4 separate regions of the Homo sapiens genome follow, and regions 1, 2 and 4 are each linked to region 3. Evidence: chromatin contacts called from ENCODE Hi-C or POLR2A ChIA-PET data. All regions are on one chromosome and are shown on one strand. Each heading gives the region's core, a stretch centred on a gene start or an enhancer-like site at or near the end of the contact. The rest is flanking DNA. Distances are from core to core; before and after follow the strand shown. Region 1 holds the start of FNDC3B (fibronectin type III domain containing 3B). Region 2 overlaps PLD1 (phospholipase D1). Region 3 overlaps TNIK (TRAF2 and NCK interacting kinase). Region 4 overlaps FNDC3B (fibronectin type III domain containing 3B).

The links. Hi-C counts contacts between places; a loop is a spot of excess contacts on that map. ChIA-PET counts read pairs that join two places held with the same protein, here RNA polymerase II (POLR2A). Pooled maps may share reads with other maps.
Region 1: a loop to region 3 is called in a pooled map, with 3 times the contacts of the local background. The contact joins the promoter of FNDC3B here to the enhancer-like site in region 3. A Hi-C loop is called at or near these places in 1 of 37 single-sample maps with no recorded cell type and 3 of 50 pooled maps. POLR2A ChIA-PET finds 5 or more read pairs at or near these places in 1 of 52 experiments (PC-9).
Region 2: a loop to region 3 is called in a map with no recorded cell type, with 1.8 times the contacts of the local background. The contact joins two enhancer-like sites. A Hi-C loop is called at or near these places in 3 of 37 single-sample maps with no recorded cell type and 1 of 50 pooled maps.
Region 4: a map with no recorded cell type shows a loop between it and region 3 (3-fold over the local background). The contact joins two enhancer-like sites. A Hi-C loop is called at or near these places in 3 of 37 single-sample maps with no recorded cell type and 3 of 50 pooled maps.

Annotation. Positions count from the first base shown.
Region 1 is chr3:172,037,893-172,040,839 of GRCh38, reverse strand. FNDC3B (fibronectin type III domain containing 3B) reads right to left here and starts at 1,262. Exons shown (of 26, transcript NM_022763.4): 1 at 1,069-1,262. RefSeq lists silencers at 1-279, 340-589, 770-869, 1,010-1,189 and enhancers at 108-774, 775-1,442.
Region 2 is chr3:171,790,091-171,793,292 of GRCh38, reverse strand. All of the region lies in intron 1 of PLD1 (phospholipase D1), which reads left to right. Among named protein-coding and RNA genes, the nearest start is that of PLD1, 19 kb to the left of the region's middle. Within about 2 kb of position 1,457, at least 6 of the 41 ENCODE cell types and tissues checked have a DNase peak (open chromatin) inside an H3K27ac peak, as active enhancers do.
Region 3 is chr3:171,254,124-171,257,034 of GRCh38, reverse strand. All of the region lies in intron 2 of TNIK (TRAF2 and NCK interacting kinase), which reads left to right. Among named protein-coding and RNA genes, the nearest start is that of MIR569, 150 kb to the right of the region's middle. RefSeq lists enhancers at 7-56, 1,198-1,247. Within about 2 kb of position 1,639, at least 6 of the 41 ENCODE cell types and tissues checked have a DNase peak (open chromatin) inside an H3K27ac peak, as active enhancers do.
Region 4 is chr3:172,141,341-172,144,538 of GRCh38, reverse strand. The region is part of intron 3 of FNDC3B (fibronectin type III domain containing 3B); the gene reads right to left. Among named protein-coding and RNA genes, the nearest start is that of FNDC3B, 100 kb to the right of the region's middle. RefSeq lists an enhancer at 1,963-2,012. Within about 2 kb of position 1,883, at least 11 of the 41 ENCODE cell types and tissues checked have a DNase peak (open chromatin) inside an H3K27ac peak, as active enhancers do.

The sequences.
Region 1 (2,947 bases), core at 13-2,512, 780 kb before region 3:
CGGGACGCCGGGACCCGGACCTCTGGGAAAGTTCGCGGGCACAGCCCGAGGCCCCACTTTCTGCCGAGAGTGACAGGCCCTTCCCACGCCTGCCGGCCCCAGCCCAGCCGCGGGCACCAGACGGTCCGCGCGGCCCCTCCTGGCCGCCTCGGGGCGCAGATTCCGCCCGCCCGCCCTATCCCCGGCCGAGGCGCCCCTCGGGGTGACCGACTGACCGGAGCTCCGCTGGCCCACACACCGGGTCGCCCGCTCCTTCCCGCCGCGCCCCGCTCCCCCGCCCGAGCTTCCAGCCGCCGGCTCGCCAAGTCCGGCCGCGGCCGCCGGTTACCGCCCCCAGCCCGGGGGGAGCCCGGGGGGCAGGACGGGGAGGAGGACGTGGCGTGCTCGGAGGTGGCCAGCAGCGGGGCGGGGAGTGTCCCGGAGAGGCCCAGCCGGGGACGGGGGGGCCAGGCCGGCGCGGGCTCGGGACCCTCCCCGCGAGCATCCCCGGGTTCGAGGCCCCCGACCGCCCCCGCCGGCGCGGAGAGGCGGCCCCAACTTCCAGCCCCACTTCGCACTCCCGCCCTCTTCCCTCCACCATATGGAAATCTACAGCCTCAGAAAGTGACACGTCGAAGATTCCTCGGCCTCGCCGCCCGCCCTCCCCCTCCTGGGCAGCGTTCCTGCCGCGGAGATTCCGGGAGGGGGAGCGGATTCCTCGGACAAAATCTGCTGGGAAGGCTGGGGGTGGGGGGAGGCCGCGAGCCACTGCCCAATTTTTTTTAAGAGGAATCTACCCGTTTCTTTCACTCCTCCAAACCCTGAGGCAGGGGGCACAGGCGGGGGACCCCAGCCCAGCAAGGCGGGGGCCGCCCCCTCCCGGGTCCCGTGTTCCCGGGGTGCCCAGGCGAGCACGGGGCGCCCCAGCACTCCGGCGCCAAGTTTTTGCCGGGAAGCCCAGGGCGCTCCCGGGACAGGGACGCACTTTGGCGGACTCGGCGTCAGGCCGGGGCTTTCCAGTGCACCGGGACCCGGCGATCGCGCTCGGGGTCCCGGTCTCCTCTAGTCCCCGGCTCTTGCACGCCTTACCTTCCCTAGGGCTGAAACGCGGGGCTCTGGGCGCGCCACACACCGGGTCGCCCACGCCTTCCCAGCCGGCAGCCTGGAGGATCCCTGCCGCCCCCTTCGCTGCTCCCGCCGCCGCCGCTCTCCTCCTCCAGCCGCCGCCGCCGCCGCTCAAATAACTACCAGGAGGGTTTGATGGGGGATTCCGCCATGTCAATGATGTCGGGACCACATGGGGATTTGGGGCCCGCCCATTACCGTAAACCGCCGAATATACCGGCCGCCACAATCGCAGACTCGCAGAAGCTGTTGTCCCCCGGCCCTGCCTAGCTAAGCAGAAACTCCTTTTGGTTCAGCCAGACTAAAGAAACCTGAGGCTTAGGGAACTAACAACTCCTGAATGGCGAGGGCTGCGCGTTCTGCAGATCGCCAAAGTAATATAAAGGCAATGTTTACTCAGTGATAATTAAGCCTAAAACTGACTTTTTTTCATTTACACATATATTTCGCTTTTTGTTGTTGTTAACCCCCACAGCAACCTTGTGAGCTATATTACTCCCACATTTCCCACAGCATTTTATTCATACAACTAACATAGTATGAGCAATTTTTATTATACTTAAGTTAAAATCTCTCTTTCCTCTTTCTTTTTGTTTTTTGTTTTTTGTTGTTGTTGTTGTTTGTTTTGGGGACTGCAGGCACGGGGCAGGCATGAGCCACCGCACCCTTTTTTTTTTTTTTTTTTTTTCCTTTTTTGGAAGAGAGGGGGTCTCAATAGGTTGCCCAGGCTGGTCTGGAACTCTGTCGCTCAAGTGATTCTCCCGCCTTGGCCTCCCAAAGTGTTGAGATTACAGGCGTGAGCCAACTCACCCAGCCTTATTTCACAATGCGTTTCTCAGGGACAAAGACTGTTTCTTACTTTTATCTTTATATCCGTAAAATATAGCACAGTGCAAGGACCACAATAGGACTCATTAAATAACTGTTGAGTTCATATTAAGTCAAATGTAATGTATTTCTGTTGTACAGGCTCTAAGAGGTTAACAGACTGCATCCCATGCCACCCCTCAGATTATTCAGGAGACAAGAGAGCAAAAGTTAGCCTAGAGAAGCCCCTTCCATCCATAGCTGTCCAGGTATTCTGAATAGCTACATTCAGCCTCAACTATTAAGCTACAAAGGAGCATTCAGGGAGTCACTAGAGACAATGTATTACTTTTGTTAACCTAAAAAATAATAATAGCAGTACATAATACTCTGTTAAAGTCTAAAGAACACTAAGAAATAGCTCCTTCCTTCCCTTGTTCATTTGCCATTCTTTTGGGGAGATTTTAGCCTTTTTTTTTTTTTTTTGGAGGCAATGGTGAGTCCAGAGAAATGGGGACCTCTCTCCTAAATGGCTTATTTACTGTGGAGCTCCTCAAAGGGGAACTTGAAGCCATCTTTCTATAACATAACTCCAATTCTAGGTCATAGTCCTGCATGAGAAGCCGGGGCGGGGGGTAGGCAGTAGTTCCTTAGTGCCAATAGGGTACAATCCAATAGATCCCATTTGAGTCCAAATGCCTTCTCTGGCTCCAGACTCTTTGGCTTCCTCAGGTGCCATGCCTTCAGCCCAGCTGATCACTCATGGCTCCAGAAGGTACCTGTGTCCCTTTGTACGTGCCTTCCCTCTGAAACATACTTCTTCTTCCCTATTTAAGATCATTTACTCATCCTTGATCTCCGGCTAAAACCACTCCCTCCTTTCCTCCCTACAGTCTCATACCTCTTTTCCCCACAATCTTATAATCCTTGTCAGTTCTCACATTGCTCTGAAGTTAGTCTTTTTTTTTTTTTTTTTTTTCTGAGGCTAGAGTGCAGTAGCATGATCGTAGCTCACTGCGTCTTCAAGCTCCTAGGC
Region 2 (3,202 bases), core at 208-2,707, 540 kb before region 3:
CACAAAATTGCTGAAAATTTCCCAATCTTGATGAAAATTTCCCAGTCTGCTCTCAGGAGCCTATATGAGCCAGCCCAGAATACCACTGGAGTTATAATTTTAGAAGATTACCTTGGTAGCAATCTGTAGAAATGTTTTGTAGGGGAGCTACAGTAGGGATCAAAAGTGGAGACAGATTACGAAATGTCTTCAGACCCTGCCAGCATGAGGGTTCAAATGATGTCTAGTCAGTGGAGATCACGCAAATTTCACTGGTTTGTGTTCCCACGTGGATCCGTAGGACCTTCAATGCAAGTCTCCTTCAGGTATTCCTGGTGGTATCTTGGCATTGTCTCACATGTGTTTTGAGAGCCCCACTTCCTTGGGGAGTCTTCCGCTTTGGCTTCCTTGTTGATGACCGTGGGCCAAAGGGCTTTGTGTGTGAGGCTCCACCTCAGCCATAGCTGGTGTCCTCCTGAAGAGGATTTATGCCAAAAGGAGTCACATGCCAGGACTTGTTTTTTTCAAGTTTGCAAATCTGGGGGGAGGGTGGGGCTCTAGAAAGATGCTGGAACCTGGTATGTGCCCTGCAGAAATGTCCTTGACTCCTTTTGTCACCAGGAGCCTAAATTTACTGTGTTTCTCTGTGACTCACAGAGGCAGGGGGAAAGACAATCCTCTCCACTTCTTCCTGCAGCTACTTGCTCCATCAGCCTCAGCCAGTCTGGGGCTGGGCAGGGAAACAGGCCCTCTTCCTTCTCCTGGTTTGTCCCCTGGTTTGCTCAGCGAGACCTTCGTGTCTGAGGGCCCCCTTCTCACCTTGCAGATCAGCTGGTGTGGTACTGAATGCCTGATGGATGGCCAGGGGCCCCTGATCCATCTGCATTCCCAGAATATAAGAATCTCATTTGGGGCCACCCAGCCCCCACTACTCTTAGTATATGAAATAAGGTGGAATAGATAAGAGGATGGAACTGGCCCCTGGGTGCATGATGGGGCCAATAACGGAGGTACAGGGTGCATATGTGGCTGGGCTGTGAGACAGGGAAAGAGGATGGAATTGAGATGCAAGGTAGAAAAGCATGACTATGTTCAGTTTGGGACTTGATGAAATAGATACTGGTAGGACAGTTCACTAGGCACTGGGCCTTCAGGAGAAAGAGAAGAAAGGAATGGTGGCATTGGGAGTAGTAAAGCTGTGGGTATGAATGAGTATCTATGAGACTCACCTCCCTGTGAGGACATAGAATGAGGAGACACAGTCTACAGGTAGACTAGGTCGAGTTCAGAAGCCTGAAGAACACCAGTGTTTAAGGGATGGTGTTGGGAAAGGGAGCCAGGCCAGCCAGAGAGGAATGTTCCGGAACTCTGAAAGGAAGGAAATGGCAGGAACAAAGGAGCTGGGGCACAACAGTGGTGACTCACACTGGGAACACTTCGGCCCATTGTGTTTATGCTTATAGTTTCCCAAGTTTATCTTTTCAGGGTTATGATTACGTTAACCTCACCTCCCTCCCTCCCTCTAAAACAAAACAAAAAAAAAGGAGTGAAAGACTCTTCAGTATTATGAATGGCCCCAGGTGAGGAAGACATCTGACACGTTTATATCATGTCAATACTTCGATCCAGCCTTTTACAGTCAGTGTGAGGAGAAAACACATTTACTTGAAGCTAAAGGAATAGGAAGTGTCAGCTTTTTCCTGTTTGATGTTTCTTGTTGTGTTTTCCATATTAATCACTTCATTTTCCCCTTGGTCACAGGCCTGATATTTTTTTCCCTACACATGTCAGCTGCCTAGTGTGTCAGGCAGTTTTTCACCGTGATATAGAGACACAATAGAGCTGGAGCTGGCAAGGTGACTGCCAGAAATGTGTGTCACTCTTGATGGTTATGTTCACGAGCATCCAGAAAGCCCAGTGCTCCTGAACTGAATTATAGGCTTTGAAATGACCATGTGGTTTGCATTCGGCAAAAAAATATACCCCAGACATGTGCAAGGGTTGTTGGTTTGGGGAAAATTAGATGACTCCAACATGAAAAGACAGAGCCTATCTAAAGAGATAGGCTAGTGTGAGGTTTTTTTACAGCACAAATCTGTTGAATAAGTGGATTTGGATGTAACCACAGGCTTGCCATATGAAATTCTATTCCATGGGAATTAAAGTTTGTGGCTTTGTGAAGGCATTTGTTGCAGACTATGAAAAGTTCTCATATTCTTTTGCCAAAACACAGAAACATGGAGAAATACGAAAAAGCTTTTACTGTGGCTGTCTCCTCTAATCCTCTTAAACACTTAATGTGTCCTATGTACATAGCAGTGAAATTAAATACAGCTATTCCTGATAACGTAGCAACTTAGATGTAAAAGTCTACTGCTAAGGGAATAGGAAGACTAAAGAAAACAATTCTTATATCAGTTAGGAATTGTGTTTCACTACAAGTATCAGAGCCCCCAGGTAGTGGCTTTATTTCTCATGTATAAACAGTCCAGAAGTAGTCCGTTGGGAGCTGGCATGACGGCTCTAGAAGTCATCAGTCTCTAGAGCTCTCCAATCTGCCACCTCCAGGATGTGGCCCTTGTCTGAGATGGCTGCTGGGGCTCTCAACATCATATTTACATTACAGACAGAGAATAGAGGAAGAGGAGCATGCCAGCTTCCTTTGCAGGCCCTGTCTCATAATTCCAGTACTCCCAATTACATCTCATTGGCCAGAGCTTAGTAACATAGCCACACCTCACTGTGCATCTCTAAATTATCATAAATCTCATTTTTTGAAAAATTAACTCACAATCTTCTCTTCTCCTGGCCATTATTGCAAGAGATTGGGAGAGAGCTAGTACAAGAGTGAGATTCTTTAGTGTCTTTCTGGGTGATTCCACGCCAAGAGGTCTTCCTCTGTGTCCTCACAACAGTAATAACCGTAACATCATGAATCAGTCAGGGTTTACCAGAGATGCAGACTTAGTAGGTTACATGCATTAAGGGATTTATTACAAGGAATTGGCTTCCTCAATTGTGGGACTGGCTAAACAAGCTTGAAATCCACAGGGCAACCAGTCAGGCAGGTAGACCATGAGCAGGCTGGATCCCTGTGAGTGGAGCTGAAGCTTGGAGTCTCTGAATCCAGGGAGGGCCTAAGCCCTCTTTTAAAGGACTTTCAGCTGATTACCTCAGTTCTACTCAGGATAATCTCCCTTTTGACTAACTAAAATCAACTGAT
Region 3 (2,911 bases), core at 390-2,889:
AACCAGAGTAAACAGTTCTTAATAGGTGCTTTTTAAGTTTAAAGAAAGATGGAAAGGATGTTCAGACCTAGGGAAGTAGACCTGTCTCTCAGCAGGTGAGTTATTCTGCTCCTGATGTTTTTATACCAAACTGAAAATATACAGTCACACACTCACCCCTGGGGAAGTGCAGAGGACTCTCTTCATGGGGGGCCAGTGTTACTCTTCTGTCCTGAGTGAGCATTCAGTTTATTTTGATCCCTGGCCTCAAACTCAAATACCCTACTGCAGTCAAAAAGAAACTCCCAAGTCAGAATGGGGATGGTCAGAATTCATCCATTCCTGCCAGTGGTAATAAATGGCTTCTCTTTTGGGTCAGTAGGAAGTAAATTGGATGACTCCTCAGCTAGTCACCCTTTGTAAAGTTCTTTCTGACCTTGAAGCTTAGAGGAAATTGGCTGGAGGGCAAAACAGTATTTCCTAAAGTGTTTATGAAGTAGCTCCCCATGATTCTTCATGGCCAGCACTCTGTCCTTTGTATCTGTGGCTTTGTTTTTTAGTGTTCATGAAGTATTGGAGAAAAGAGTTCCCCAGGCATCTCGTTTGGTTAAGAAGATTGCATCTCCCCATTGGGACATCCTGGCTATTTCCCAGCAAAATGCTCTGCCTCCCTCGACTGTACCACATAAGCTAATTAACCTCTTTATCGATTCTCTTTCTCCTTATTTTAATTTCAGCTGGTATTTCTCTAGGCCCTGGGCCTTGGGAATTGTAGACTCATTTGTTGAACTTCTGGCAGTGTGAAAATTTCTAATAGTTTGCTTTCTGTTCCCATGCATAGTGAAGTAGGCATCAAAGAAAATAATTGATGAAAAAAAACAAGGCTTGGAAAAACCCCGAAACAACAGCCATGCTCAAAAGAGGGAAGAGGACCATTGGGTACTTATTTTTTTTTTCCTTGTTGGGAGCTGTTTTCCTTCTTTTCCCTCTGTGTGGCAAAGTAGTAAATGGTCGTCTTATTAGCTGCTCAGAATACTTTATTCTATAATTCTATATGTTTCTGTGGTTCTATACAACTGCCTTCCTTTGAGTTCCTCCTGGAGAACTAGACCCCTTCCCCCATCACCACTAAGCCATACCCACAATCAATATAAATCCAAGGAGATGGGATGAATTTCAAAACCATAGAGGGCCTAGAAAGTAGAGAAACTGTTGTGGCATTTACGGCTCTTCAATGTCCTTCCAAACAGAAGAATGTTTCTGAAACACTGAGCAGCAGCCACACCTGGGGTCTCTAAAGGCACTCCAGGATATGAACCATGACACCTGATAATGTGCAACAAAATGAGCTTTGTTCTTTTGGGCCTGTGGCACAAAACATTCCTTTGCCCGTGTTCAGGCACCTCAGCTTGAATTCATTTTGTTTACTGACTAATCAGACAACTTTGTATTTATTCTCTGCTGCTTTTGAAGAGGTGGTATAGTGGATAAGTACTTAGGCTACCTTTTTTGGAAATTTGCCTCTGCAAGATGCTTTAAAATCTGTTGATGAGCAGGTGATGTCTAGGTAGTGAATAGAAAAATCGCTTTAGCTTATATCCGGAGTTTGCAAAACAGGAAACTTTCAAAATGATTTGTAGTTTGATTCTGAAACCATCTTAGCTCTAGCTAAGATGGTTGTAACCAGACAGCATTTGTCACCCAGGGAGCTTTAGAAAAATCTACTGTTTCCTCATGGGGAGTAGAGGGATAGATTTTCAAGAATCTTTTTGGTTCATTTGAATGTGGGATTTTCCATAACCTAAAGTAATGATTAATAGTTTCTCTGCTCATATCAGGTTTTGTTGGCCAGATGTTTCTTTCAAGAACTTCAATCCTTTATTGTCTAAATTGAATCAGCATCAGATAAAACATATTGCAACCTCAAAGTCCATTGCAATCCAGCAAAATAAGATGTGGTTATGAACCAAAATTAGAGGAAGAGGCTAGGATGGCACTGAAAATTCTAAGTGATTTTCAGATATGTTAAAAATGGCTTTCTCAAAATTTTGAATCTTTGGAAAAGCCATATGATTAATCTACATGCTAAATCCCTTTTTATTTTACTTCTCAGAACACAATTCCCAAAGCCATTACCATACTCCAAATTATAACGTTTATCTTGCTTATTCAAAAACTGTGAAAAATCAGATCATATTTTCTGAAAATAGCTTTTCTGTACTTATATTTTGCATATCACTTCTGATTATGAAATTGAATTAAAGGAACGAGTCGCTATTGTGTTATCTGCCCACAGATTATTGCAAAATGATAGATAAATGCTGTACTACTAGGATTTCCATTTAGCCCTTATATGTTAGCTGTAAAGGGAGGGATAGACACATGTATCTGTATTAGTAGTTGGGAGTCTTCATCCAGTAATGGAAATTGGATCAGTAATGATCATTGTTTTCTGCCCCAAAGAGAGGCTTATAGGATTATTAATATGAATACTACAAAACATCTGGGTGATGCTTGTATCTAACAGTTTATCTTGGTGATGTATATCCAGAAACTGAATTTACAGTTGCAGGCAGGAAATCTGGGTTTATATTTGAGACTCTGCTTTATATGGGGAAGGGTGAGCAAATATTAAAACTCTAAAAACTGCATTCTCCACTGCTCTAGGTAAAGCCTAAAATTCTGTAAATTAGTTGATCATTCCTTCATCTTGTAGCAGCCTGATAGAGGAAGAGTGTGGTGTGGTCTTTGGGGTCCGAAGAATTTGGAGAATGGTCCTTAAGAAAATCAAATTATCTTTTTAAGACTATTTGGGGTTTTATTCTGTAAAATGTCTTTAGTAATAGACACGCTACATTAAGATCAATATAAATGAGGTATGGAAGGTCTTTGTTCTGTTGTTCCACAAGTACTGGAAGTTACTATTTTCTTG
Region 4 (3,198 bases), core at 634-3,133, 890 kb before region 3:
AAGTCATGACTATCTCCTAAATGTCTGTAATATCTGCTTCTCCTTCCACATCCCACCACGAATGCACTCCTTCAGGCTCGACGCCTGCCTGCCCTCTTCAATCACACCGCTGGTAGAGAAAAACCATTATGCCACCTTCATTTAACTCAGTAAATGATATGATTTGGATCTCTGTCCCCTCCAAATCTCACACTGAGATGTGACTCCCAACGTTGGAGGTGGGGCCTGCTGGGAGGTGACTGGATTGTGAGGATGGGTCCCTCAGGAATGGCCTAGCACCATCCCCATGGTGATGAGTGAGTTCTCATTCAGTGCACAGGAGATCTGGTTGTTTAAGAGTCTGGGACCTCTCCCTTCTCTCTCTTACTCCTCCTCTCGCCATGTGACACGCTGGCTCCCCTTCGTCTTCTGTCATAATTGTAAGTTCTTTGAGGCCCTCACGAGAAGCAGATCCCAGCACCAAGCTTCCTATATATCCTGCAGAACCATGACCCAATTAAACCTCTTTTCCTTATAAGCTACACAGTCTCAAGTATTTCTTTACATCAATGCAAACACTGACAAGCACGAATGAGCCTCATTTACTATTTATTTATTTATTTATTTATTTATTTATTTATTTATTTATTTTGAGATGGAGGCTCACTCTGTCACCAGACTGGAGTGCAGTGGCACGATCTCGGCTCACTGCAACCTTCACCTCCCAGGTTCAAGCGATTCTCCTCCCTCAGCCTCCAGAGTAGCTGGGACTACAGGTGTGTGCCACCACGCCCAGCTAATTTTTGTATTTTTAGTTGAGACAAGGTTTCACCATGTTGGCCAGGATGGTCTCAATCTCTTGACCTCATGATCCGCCCGCCTCGGCCTCCCAAAGTGCTGGGATTATAGGCATGAGCCACCGCCCCAACCCTCATTTACTAAAGCATAATTTGTTCCTGGGTCTGACACAGAGTTTACCGAGAATTTATTACTATACATAAACGCTATAATTTCCAACAGCAAGAAAACATAAAATATTAATAAAATTAACGAGTAACCTAAAATATTTGTTAATAACACAAAAATAAATACAAAGTTTGGGAAAAAGTTGATGTATCTTTAAGGATTAAATAGCCTAACATTTTCTAAGGTATTCCCATCCTATTCTCCCCCAAAATAAAGTTATTAAAAGCATGAATATAATGATTCCCTCATGCATTTTTACAGGTAAGAGAAGCTAATCCATATATTGGACTTTTTCAGAATTACTGTTTTTGGAAACACACTCATGCCTGTATTCATTATCTTAAATTGAGGAACTAAGAGTGAAAATAACTAAATTTAACTACCTTTTCAGAACAACAAAAATAAATAACTTCTCTAAATTACCTAAGAGAATTTTTCCATCATTTTATCTTCAGCAGTACTATCACTGTCTGAATGTTTGTGTCCCCTACCCCAGCGCAAATTCATACATTGAAATTCTAACCCCAAAGGTGATGGTATTAGAAGGGGTGGTACTAGAAGGGGTGACTGGATCATGAGGGACACTAATCCCCATTCATGAGGGATTAGTGTCCTTATAAAGGAGGCCCAAGAAGACCCCTAGGCCTTTCAGCCACGTGAGGACACAGAGAGAAACTGCCATCTATGAACCAGAAAGCAGGCCTTCCTCAAACACCAAAGAAGCTAGTATCTTGATCTTGGATTTCCCAGCCTCCAGAACTGTAGGAAATAGATTTCCGTTGTTAATAAGCCACCCGGTCTCTGGTATTTTTGTTATAGCAGCCCAGACAGACTAAGACAAGTATCAGGAAATGACTTTCCTTCAGTCTGAATGCCTCCTGCATGCAGGATAGGCTCTGGGATACAAAGATGACTAAGCTTTGACCCTTGCCCTTGAAGAACTTAATCCAGTCTTCCTTAAAGACACTTGTAACATGAACTTTTCTATTTCAGGTTGGAAGTGCAAGAACAAGAGTAAAAAATACAGAAAGAATAAAGCAGGAACTGAAAGACTACAAGCTGTGAAATAGCCTGTGGCCAACCACTGAGGTAATGCGACACTGCTCGCTTTTCTGAATTATCTGACATGCAAAGATCTGTGACATTTAAAGAACTCTAAGCAGTGGTACCTTCAGAGATGACATTTTAATCATTGTTTAACAAGCCTAAAGGGCAGAAGGGTTGAGGAGTTAAACTGCGATTGCATAACTTTTAAACATGTTATTTTGAAGTGTTAGAATTTAAACGTGAAGACATCTAAAAAATCCTAATAACTCCAGTTCGCATAGGCTTTCTGAAATGCTTTAAAAATGATTAGCTAACAAAAAATGAAGGGGGGGTCAATGCCCACCCATAATAAAGAGCGAAAGCTTAGTAATCACTCCTATTTATTGGGCCCCTACTATGACTCAGAAATTGTTCTTAGTGCTCTGTACACAATAACTCATTTAATCACAGCAATCCTTCCAGAGAGAAATTACTATTCCAGCTCTACAGATAAGGAAACTGAGGTGTAGAGAAGTTAAGGAACTAATTTTACAATATACATCTAATGTGCAGGGGATTTTTGAGCCAGGCAATCTCACTCCAAAATCTATAATGATCTTCCCAATATATAGCCCTGACTGCTTCTTGGTACTGCCTAAGAAACAGAATGCACTAAATAAAAATTTTAACAAGTATGGAAACAAGTTTTTTTTTTTTGAGACGCAGTCTCACTCTGTCTCCCAGGCTGGAGTGCAATGGCACGATCTCAGCTCACTGCAACCTCCATCTCCCAGGTTCAAGTGATCCTCCTGTCTCAAGCCTCCTGAGTAGCTGGGATTACAGGTGCCAACCACCAAGCCCAGCTAATTTTTGTATTTTGGTATTTAGGGGGAAATAGAGATGGGGTTTCACCATGTTGGCCAGGCTGGACTTAAACTCCTGACCTCAGGTGATCTGCCCCACCTTGGCCTCCCAAAGTGTCGGGATTACAGGCGTGAGCCACTATGCCCAGCCAGAAGTATGGAATTCAATGAAAATGTAAAAGGAGGCACATTAGAAAAACTGCTTTGTTGGATAAAATAAGAGGATACAGCCTTCTCTGAATATAGCTGCTCAGGCGTGGTGCAAGAGTGAACGGCTGTTATTCAAAAGAAAACCAACAACTAAAAATCTACAACAAAATTTACTTTAAATTCATGGAACACTGGACCCATTGTTTTAGCTATA